2 separate regions of the Homo sapiens genome follow, and region 2 is linked to region 1. A link is a loop called in an ENCODE intact Hi-C map of the cell type or tissue named here. Cell type or tissue: endothelial cell of umbilical vein. All regions are shown on one strand. Each heading gives the region's core, and the rest is flanking DNA. Links, peaks and the distances in the headings are about the cores only. Region 1 overlaps PSKH1 (protein serine kinase H1). Region 2 overlaps KCTD19 (potassium channel tetramerization domain containing 19).

Region 1 (5,375 bases), core at 152-5,151:
GGGTCCAGGATATTTGGTCACCACCGTCTGAGTGGCTTTGGACGAGTCTCTTTACCTCTCCTGGACTGTCATTTCTGTAGATTGTCAGTGAGGACGATAATGCTGAATGCTCATACCCATTGCCACACTCTGTCCAATGTGCGTGCCTTCTTTGAAGAGTGCTTTGGACCAGGCTGGGAGTTTAAGTTTTGGAGGCAGACTCTAGAGAGTTGGGTACTTTCTGCAAGATGACATACTGTGACACTCCTGGGAAGTCTCTTCCTGAAGCTTCCTTACTCATCCTTGCCCATCCCTACACCTACCGTGATCTCTGGGCTAGGGGCACACACAAGAGATGCTGGGAACAGGAAAAGGCTCTGCTCTTCTTCCTAGGAGCTTTACCAGCCACCTCCCGTGTTATAGAGTCTGCATTTTCACCTGACCACAGTGTGGAGAGGGAGTTTAACAGATGTGATGGGACTGTGGAGCAGCTGTGATCACCTGGGGGCTGTTGCCCATTGTCCCCACCTCTCAGCCAGCACCCTCTCTTCTCTACTTTCTTTTTTTTTTCCCCTCTCTTGGCCAATTTGGTCTAATATCCTCCAGTTTCAATCTGTAGTTGGGATGGTGGAGTACCCGCATCAGCCTATCTTTACAGAGTTTCTGATTGGAATCAATGTGAGAGAAACTATGTCTCAGGAAGACAGAAGGAAGATCAGAGGGAAAATCATTGACTCTCTTATTGCCGACTGACTTTATTTTGTTTTCTTTCTTTCTTTAAGAGACGGAGTTTCGCTCTATCGCCCAGGCTGGAGTGCAGTGGCGCGATCTCAGCTCACTGCAACCTCCGCCTCCTGGGTTCAAGCAATTCTCCTGCCTCAGCCTCCTGAGTAGCTGCGACTGCAGGCTCATGCCACCACGCCTGGCTAATTTTTTTTGTATTTTAGTAGAGACGGGGTTTCACCGTGTTGCCCAGGCTGGCTCAAACTCCTGAGCTCAGGCAATCCACCTGCCTTGGCCTCCCAAAGTGCTAGGATTACAGGCGTGAGCCACCATGCCCAGCCTATTTTTTTTTTTTTTTTTGGAGACATGGTCTTGCTCTGTTGCCCAGGCTGGAGTGCCATAGCACAAACACAGCACACTGCAGCCTCGACTTCCCTGGCTCAAGCTATCCTCCACCTCAGCTTCCTGAGTATCTGGGACTACAGGTGCATGCCACCACGCCTGACTAATTTTTTGTAGAGATGGAGGTCTCACTACATTGCCCTGGCTGGTCTCAGACTCCAGGGCTCAAGTAATCCTCCCACCTTGGCCTCCCAGAGTGCTAGGATCACAGTGTAAACCACTGCGCCCTGATGCTGACTTACCTTTGATCCCTGTAGGTTTTATTTGTTTAAAGTGAAAAGTGAGGCCGGGTGCAGTGGCTCACACCTGTAATTCCAACACTTTAGGAGGCGGAGGTGGGCGGATCACTTGAGGCCAGGAGTTTAAGACCAGTCTGGCCAATGTGTTGTAACCCTGTCTCTACTAAAAATACAAAAATTAACCAAGCATGGTGGCACATGCCTGTAGTCCCAGCTACTTGGGAGGCTGAGGCACGAGAATTGTTTGAACCTGGGAAGTGGAGGTTGCAGTGAGCTGAGATCGTGCCACTGCACGCCAACTTAGGTGATAAAGCGAGACTCCATCTCAAAAAAAAAAAAAGAAATAAAAATGAATCGAAAAGTTAGACCTTTTGTTTTTTGTTTTTTTGAGACAGTCTCGATCTCTCACCCAGGCTGGAGTACAGTGGTGCGATCTCGGCTCACTGCAGCCTCCCTGGTTCAAGCGATTCTCCTACCTCAGCCTCCTGAGCAGCTGGGATTACAGGCGCGTGCCATCACGTCCGGGGCTAATTTTTGTATTTTTAGTAGAGACGGGGTTTCACCCATGTTGGTCAGGCTGGTCTCAAACTCTTGACCTTGTGATCCGCCCACCTCAGCCTCCCAAAGTGCTGGGATTACAGGCCTGAGCCACTGCGCCCAGCCAGGCCTTTTCTTTTATAAACCTTAGGTTTTTCCCTGAGGACCAGACTAGGTCCTCATTTAAACAAAAATTTAAACAAAAATACCCAGTACATGTGCCTGTAGATGACTGTTTATTTTGTGAATCTAGGGTTCTGCTTCTTCACCAGGAAGAAGTGACATCTGAGTGGCTGTGCTGGGTTACTCATGCAGTTTGTCTTGCCTCCGAATGGTGGTAGATGTTGTTACTGAGTGGTCGTGGGCATCGGGGTGAGGGACCTGTGTTCTGCCTCAGGAATACCAGCCCAAGAGGAGCTTCAGTCCTTCACTGCATGAGGTGTTGTGTTTTCCCTGAAAGAAGAAATAAGTCTGCAAAATTCCACAGTCCGTAGTTCTATCCTGTGGCCTCTGCGAAAAGGAACCTTGGTTCTAAATGCCTTTGTTTAACATTATTTCCTAGTTGCCATGTGGAACTTCCTGTGCATTTGGGTGAGAACAGCTGCAAATCCTGAAGAGCCTTGTGGAGGAATCTTTTCCTCTTATGTGAAGAAAAATAAACAATATTTTTTTTTGGTTTGGTTTGGTTTTGCTTTGTTTTTCAGACAGGATTTCTGTCTCCCAGGCTGGAATATAGTGGTACCATCACCGCTCACTGCAACCTCAACCTCTTGGACTGAAGCAGATCCTCCCACCCTAGCCTCCTAAGTAGCTGGGATCACAGGCACATGCCACCATGTCTGACTCAATTTAAAAAATGTTTGGCAGAGATAGGGTCTTTCTGTGTTGCCCAGGCTGGTCTTGAACTCCTGGACTCAAGTAGTCCTCACGCCTTGGCCTCCCAAAGTGCTGGGATTACAGGCATGAGCCACTATGCCCCATAGATAAACCTCATTTTTTCCTCTCTCTCTCTTTTTGAGATGGAGTCTTGCTCTTTTGCCCAGGCTGGAGTGCAGTGGCACAGTCTCAGCTCACTGCAACCTCCGCCTCCCAGGTTTAAGCGATTCTCCTGTCTCAGCCTCCCCAGACATCAGATTCTGTATCTAGTAACCCACAGTAAATGTCACATGGATGGTCTACATGCACCCCACACATCCAAAACTGAACTCTTTCCACTGCTTCCCAAATCTGTGCTTCTTGCTACACTCCTGACCACTTGCCGCTGAGCTGTGCAAGGGACGGGGTGCTGTCCTCATTCTTCCTTCCACCCAACATGGAAGTTCTGCTGCTGATAGCTCTCGATTCCACTCCACTGCTTGGGGCACTACACTCTTTTTTTTTTTTTTTTTTTTCCTTTTTGAAACAGGGTCTTTCTCTGTCACCCAGGCTGGAGTGTAGTGGTGTGATTATCGCTCACTGCAGCCTTGATCTCTTGGGCTCAAGCAGTCCTCCTGCCTTGGCCTCCAAAGTAACTGGGACTACAGGTGCATACCATCATACCCAGCTGATTTTTTTTTTTTTTTTTGAGACGGAGTCTTGCTCTGTTGCCCAGGCTGGAATGCAGTGGCATGATCTTGGCTCACTGCAACCTATGCCTCCCAGGTTCAAACAATTCTCCTGCCTCAGCCTCCAGATTAGCTGAGATTACAGGCGCCTGCCACAATGCCTGGCTAATTTTTGTATTTGTATTTGTATTTTTTATATATTTTTTGAGACTGAGTCTCACTCTGTCACCCAGGCTGGAGTGCAGTGGCGCGATCTTGGTGGCTCGCTGCAACCTCTGCCTCCTGGGTCCAAGTAATTCTGCCTCAGCCTCCTGAGTAGCTGGGATTACAGGCATGCGCCACCACGCCCGACTAATATTTTTGTATTTTTTTGGTAGAGATGGGGTTTTACCATATTGGCCAGACTGGTCTCGAACTCCTGACCTTGTGATCCGCCCACCTCGGCCTCCCATAGTGCTGGGATTACAGGCATGAGCCACCGCGCCCCGCCTAATTTTTGTATTTTTAGTAGAGACAGGGTTTCTCCATGTTGGTCAGGCTGGTCTCAAACTCCCTACCTCAGGTGATTCGCCTGCCTCAGCCTCCCAAAGTGCTAGGATTACAGGCGTGAGCTGCCGTGCCTGGCCTACCCAGCTAATTTTTTAATCTTGTAGGGACAGGGTCTCACTGTGTTGTCCAGGCTAGTCTCAAACTCCTGCACTCAAGCTATCCCCCCACCTCAGCCTCCCAAAGAGCTGGGATTACTCCCGGTGCTGGGATGGCCACACCTGGCCAATGGGACACCACACTCTTACTGGTCCTTTTTTAATTTTTTTTTTTTTTTTTTTTTTTGAGACAAAGTCTCGCTCTGTCGCCCAGGCTAGAGTGCAGTGGCGTGATGTCTGCTCACTGCAACCTCTGCCTCCCGCATTCACGCCATTCTCCTGCCTCAGCCTCCCGAGTAGCTGAGACTACAGGCACCCACCACCACGTCCGGCTAATTTTTTGTATTTTTAGTGGAGACGGGGTTTCACTGTGTTAGCCAGGATGGTCTCGATCTCCTGACCTCATGATCCACCCGCCTCGGCCTCCCAAAGTGCTGGGATTACAGGCATGAGCCACTGTGCCCAGCTCTTACTGGCCCTTTTAATCCACTTTGACCCTCCTTCAGGTCAACCTCATCCTTCTCTCTAAACACAGATCTGAATGCCTCTTTTCTTGTAAACCCTTTCGTAGCTCTCCTTCACTTCCCAGGAAGGTCCTGGTCCTCACTTGTGTTGCTCTCCATAACCACCTTCTGCTGACCTTCTATAACTTCATCTCCACATCCCTGCCTTTGTACCACCAAACTGCCCATTCCTAGATGCAGGATGTTACTCTGGGTTTCTGAGCCTTTGCAGTGTGTTATTCTCTCTCCCTGAAACACCATTCCCACCTTTCCTCATCTGACTCATTCTTGCTTCAAAATTCAGCATAGAGGTTACCTCCTTCAGGAAGGTTTTCCTAACCCCGACTTCACTCTACATTATATACTATTGGTTCTTAAGCTTAACACTTAACCATGTTATACTGAAATTATGTTTTTGGCTGGGCACAGTGGCTCACACCTGTTATCCCAGCACTTTAGGTGGCCAAAGCTGGCGGATCACTTGAGGTCAGGAGTTGGAGACCAGCCTGGCCAACATGAAACCCTTTCTCTCTACTAAAAATACAAAAATCACCCAGGCGAGGTGGCAGGTGCCTGTAATCCCAGCTACTTGGGAGGCTGAGGCATGAGAATCGCTTGAACCCGGGAGGCAGAGGCTGCAGTTAGCTGAGGTCGTGCCAGTGCACTCCAGCCTGGGTGAAGGAGACTCCATCTCAAAAAAAGAAAAACAAAATTATTTGTTTTTATGCTTTTCTCTTTATTTAGATTGTGAGTTTATTGACCATGTTCTACTTGTTTGTGTGTGTGTGTGTTAAAATATAACCT
Region 2 (5,375 bases), core at 146-5,145, 590 kb before region 1:
ACAACACTCCTATTTGGAGGTGTTTGGTACTGGATGTGTCCTCTGGAATGGGTCAGTAGTGACAGTCTAGCTAGTTTGAGAGGAGATGTGCTAGTTGAGGAGAGAATGATCTATTTTGCAGAAATGAAATCTCCATTTCCTGCTATTTCCAAGCATGTAAAGTGTTAGCAGCACCATTTTCCCCAAGAAAGGTATGCCCAAGAAATCTTAAAAAAGAGAAAAACTAAAGCAAGTCCACAAAGATTGCCATCCTTGCCAGTCAGGTCATGCTGCAGGCCAGGCCCAGGCATCGGCCTTGACCTAGGCTCAGGAGCCTCAACAAGGCTGTTTCCCGAACTCTGTCAACCAATACTTGCTCTGACTTCTAGAAATACAAGTCCTCTACTCACGGAAAGCCATTCGGGTGCTATAAGAAATCACAGAAACCATTCCCCAGCCCCTCACTTACTTATTTTTGATCTGCCAGTTTCCCCTAATAGATATAACCTCCCCAAGACCTCAGGACCTTGGCTGTTTTGTCCTCTGCCGTATTTGCAGCACCTAAAACAAGGCCTGTGGGGTCTCAATACCTTTTTGTTCAATGAATGGCTAAATGAATGAAGAACACTCCAGAGAGCCTGGGCTTCCAGCTGCCCTCTGGCTTTGCTGACTGAAATTGCTACAGAGTGTGTGGCTGGTCTTCTACAGGCTGACTTCAAGTCCGCTTTCATCTGCCTGAATACAACTTCCAGGAATTTTACTTTTCACATGTTACGACCTGGAAAAAGTTATTGGAGAGAGGATTTCTTAAGGGAAATACAGACCTTAAATGAATTCAGATGGCTAATTTCTAGCACAAGAATAAATGATGTTGCTTTTGGCCTAGATAGTGGTGAAAAAATATGTCAATCAGAAGCAACATAAAACTGATGGCACGGGGAAGTATGTGTATGTATGTGTGTGGTTGCCAAAGATGGCTGACAAATGCGCCCTGATGGCAGAACTTTGGGACTTAACGGAGGTTTTCCAAAGCAGCAGCAGTTCTCAGAGATGCCTTATGCTCTGATGTAGGCTGTTGGAAAGAATGTGATGGTAAAGGAGCTTGGGGGAACTTCCAAATCCTTGACTGCCTTGTAAAGACAAGGAGGGCCAGCACTGCTTTAAGGCTCAAGGAAAGCAAGGCTGGTAGAACAAAAGGATGTGCAGAACAGCTGCTGTCAGCCCCCAAAGCCAAATAAGACGCAGCTTTCGGCATTTAAAACCTACCCCTTCACTGTGGGCTCCAGTCACCTCACTCTGCAGAAGTCATCTTGAGCATAACACTGAGTGTTCTCTCAGCAGATATGTTGTTAAGCATGTGCAAATGCCAGGTACTGTGAGAGGTGCTAGGTGTTTGTTTCATGAAAACATGAAAAGAGTACAGCCCAGTGAGGGAGAAAGACATATGAATACATGAGAATACATGATCACAACAGAATTAGCACTGCTAGAATGGGGGAATTCAGTCTGTTATGAGAGCAGAGAGACAAAAACTCAGGAAATGTCAGGATAGTCTTCCAGTGGGCCACATTTAGGCCAAATCTTTTTTTTTTTGAGATGGAGTCTCACTCTGTTGTTCAAGCTAGAGTGCAGTGGCACAATCTTGGCCTTGTCTCACTGCAACCTCCGCCTCCCAGGTTCAAGCGATTCTCCTGCCTCAGCCTCCTAAATAGCTGGGATTACAGTTGCCTGCCACCACGCCTGGCTAATTTTTGTAGTTTTAGTAGAGATGGGGTTTCACTATCTTGGCCAAGTTGGTCTCAATCTCCTGACCTCAAGTGATCCACCTGCCTCAGCCTCCCAGAGTTGGGATTACAGGCGCGAGCCACCGTCCCCAGCCAAGGCCAAATCTTAAAAGGGGAGAAATCCAAGAAGAGGAAACGGCAAGTGAAAAAGTGTAGAGAGAAAGCATGTGGGGTGCTTGGGGCAAGGCTGAACTTCAAAGTGTGTGTGTGTGCCTGTGTGTGTGTGTGTGCATGTGTATGTGGCCTTGCCTGCATGTAGGTGTGTGTCTTTGTTGGGATATGAGCCAGCACAAGCAGATGAGCCAGCCTGTGAGGAGCCCTGATGCCACGTCAAGGGGTTTGCATTTGAGTCATCCACTTACCCACACCACAGACAAGCTACACAGTTGGGATGAATATCTGCTGTTTATGTCATCCTCTTCCTTTCCAAGATCACAGTCATAATCTCACATCATGAGTAATGGGAAATGTGAGACTGCCACTGGTCTATTTTCTTAAAAACGTCATTTGTGTGATCAACATAAAAACTCCCTGGCTCCCTTGAGCACAAGGAATGAAGGCGTGTTTGGGTTGCTTGCTGGTAGCAGAATGCTCACAAGTGGAACAATTTAAAGTTCCAAACTGAGAAGTCCCCAGAAGGTGTGAAAAAGGAAACATAAGTAGCATGTCCTGTCAACACATTGTCCTCAGTGGACTTCAGGGGGGAAGTAAAAAAGAATCGATAATTTGCCATGAAACTTAAACCCTGGTGAATGACCCTAAAGGGAAATTCCACACTCTGCAGCTGTGACTCCCACCCAGGCTGATGGATGTGAAGGGCTCAGATCAGTTTACATTTAGGTAAGGTGGCCTTCCCAAATTACACAGGAAGTTCTAGGAGGCCCTGTGATATTAATGTGTGGACCTGTAATGACTACTTTGTATTTCCCCTATAAACAATATACAGTATTCCAAAATATCCAGATTCATGGATTTACATATCAGCTTTTATGACTCCCAAATTTTTATCTCTAGGCCTAACTGTTTCCATGAATTCCAGACCTGTACATCCCGCGCCTCCTGTTTACCTTCACTTGGATGGTTTTATTGCCCTTTCATTGTCTCTCAAACTCAACATGTTCAGATCCTAACTCCTGATTTTCCTCCCTAAACCTGTGTACACATCCCTCAAAATCCACCATTCATCTGGTTGCTCAGGAGAGAAACAAAGGAGTTGTCCATTCTCTCTCACCCTACATTCAATTCATCAGCAAACCCTGTCAGTTCTACCAGCAAGACATATTCAGAGTTTGAACACCTCTAACACTACTATTACCACCATAGAACAAACCACCATTATCTTTCATCTGGATACTGCAGGAGCCTCTTAACTGGTCTGTCTACTTCCTCCCTTGCTCTGCTGCAGTCTAGGCCAGGGGTCAGCAAGTTTTTTTCTATAAAAGGCCTGACAGTAAATATTTTAGGCTTTGCTTTGCTAGCCACATGGTCTCTGTCAACTCAACCACTCAGCTCTGTGTTACAGCTTGAGAGCAGCCATAGACAACACATAAACAAATGAGCATAGCTGTGTTCCAGTAAAACTTTATCAATGGCACTGAAATTAGAATTTTTTTTTTTTTTTTGAGACAGAGTCTCCCTCAGTCGCCCAGGCTGGAGTGCAGTGGTGCGATCTCAGCTCACTGCAACCACCGTCTCCTAGGTTCAAGCGATTCTCTCATCTCAGCCTCCCCGAGTAGCTGGGATTACAGGCACTTGTCATCATGCCCGGCTAATTTTTGTATTTTAGTAGAGATGGGGTTTCACCATGTTGGCCAGGCTGGTCTTGAACTCCTGACCTCAGGTGATCTGCCCGCCTTGGCCTCCCAAAGTGTTAGGATTACAGGCGTGAGCCACCACGCCTGGCCTGAAATTTGTATTTCATATGATTTTTACATAGCACAAAATATTTTTGATTTTTTTTCAACCATCTAAAAATGTAAAACCCATTCTTAGCTCATGGGCTTTCCAAAAAAGGTAGTGGCTGAATTTCGTCCATGGGCTGTAGTTTGCAGATTCTTGATCTAAGGTTAAGCCAGCAGCCAATGATCTTTCTTTTTATTTGGGGATAGAGTCTTGCTCTGCTGCCCAGGCTGGAGTGCAGTGGCATGATCTTGACTCACTGCAACCTCCGCCTCCCGGGTTCAAGCAATTCTCCTGCCTTAGCCTCCTGAGTAGCTGGGATTACAGGCGCATGCCACCATGCTCAGCTAATTTTGTATTTTTAGTAGAGATGGGGTTTCACCATGTTGGTCAGGCTGGCCGCCTCAGCCTCCCAAAGTGCTGGGATTACAGGCATGAGCCACTGCACCCGGCCTTTTTTTTTTTTTTTAAAGAGAAGATCTTGCTGTGTCACCCAGGCTGGGATGCAGTGGTGAAATCTCGGCTCACTACAGCCTTGAACTCCTGGGCTCATATGATCCTCTGGCTTCAGCCTTCTGAGTAGCTGAGACTACAGGCACATGCTACCATGCCTGGATAATTTTTAAATTTTTTGTAGAGATGATGTCTCATTATGTTGCCCAGGCTGGTATCCAACTCCTGGCCTCAGGTGATCTTCCCACCTCAGCATCCCAAAGTGTTGAGATTACAGGTGTGAGCCACCGTGCCCAGCCCCTCTCTCCCTCCCTCCCTCCTCCCCTTCTTTCTTCCTTCCTTCTTCCCTTCCTTCCTTTCTTCTCTCTCTCCCTCCCTCCCTCCTTCCCCCTCTCTTCCCTTCCCTTCCTTCCTTTCTTTCTTTTCCTGAGATATATTTCACATACTATAAAACTTACCCATTTAAAGCATGCAATTCAGTGGCTTTTAATCTATTAACAGAATCAAGCAACCATCACCACAATCTACTTCAATACCCCTAAAAGAAACCCTGTACCCAATAACAGTCACTGCTCATTCTCCATTCTCACTCACCCATCCTTCCTACCCTGAGCCCCAGCCCTAGGAAGCCACTTATCTATCTTCTGTCTCTATAAATTTGCCTGTTCTGCACATTTTAGATAAATAGAATCATACAATATATGGTGCCATTTTATTTATTTATTTGTTTGTTTGTTTGTTATAGAGATGGGGCTTTGTCATGTTGCCCAGGCTGGTCTTGAACTCCTAAGCTCAAGGGATCCACCCACCTCGGCCTCCCAAAGTGCTGGGATTATAGGCATGAGCCACCGCACCCAGCTGTGTCTATCTTCTATACATATAATCATACAATAAGACTGTTTCTTTCACTTAGCTGACATGATGGTTTTTTTCACTTAGCATTATATATATATATATATATATATATATATATAGAGAGAGAGAGAGAGAGAGAGAGAGAGAGAGAGAGAGAGAGAGGGGAAGGGTCTTGCTTTGTCACCCAGGCTGGAACACAGTGGTGCAAACACAGTTCATTGCAGCCTTGACCTCCCTGGCTCAGGCGATCCTCCTGCCTTAGCCTCCCAAGTAGTTGGGACTATAGGCATGAGCCATCATGCCTAGCTAAATTTCTTTTTTAATTTTTTGTAGAGTTGGAGTCTCACTTTGTTGCCTAGGCTGGTCTCGAACTTCTGGCTTCAAGCAATCCTCCTGCCTCAGCCT

What was found. Hi-C counts contacts between places; a loop is a spot of excess contacts. Peaks named below come from ENCODE experiments on the same cell type or tissue, not always from the same donor. Only the 100,000 strongest peaks of a DNase experiment are listed, where the experiment ranks them.
Region 2: a loop joins it to region 1, with 7 times the contacts of the local background. A loop is called at or near these places in 1 of 110 quality-filtered maps.

The regions. Positions count from the first base shown.
Region 1 is chr16:67,900,590-67,905,964 of GRCh38, forward strand. The region is part of intron 1 of PSKH1 (protein serine kinase H1); the gene reads left to right. Among named protein-coding and RNA genes, the nearest start is that of PSKH1, 10 kb to the left of the region's middle. In endothelial cell of umbilical vein, for the core only: no CTCF peak of the experiment used is centred there; a DNase peak (open chromatin) is centred at 2,412; H3K27ac peaks cover 1,465 bases.
Region 2 is chr16:67,309,743-67,315,117 of GRCh38, forward strand. The region is part of intron 2 of KCTD19 (potassium channel tetramerization domain containing 19); the gene reads right to left. Among named protein-coding and RNA genes, the nearest start is that of KCTD19, 14 kb to the right of the region's middle. RefSeq lists an enhancer at 2,034-2,283. In endothelial cell of umbilical vein, for the core only: no CTCF peak of the experiment used is centred there; a DNase peak (open chromatin) is centred at 2,199; H3K27ac peaks cover 1,554 bases.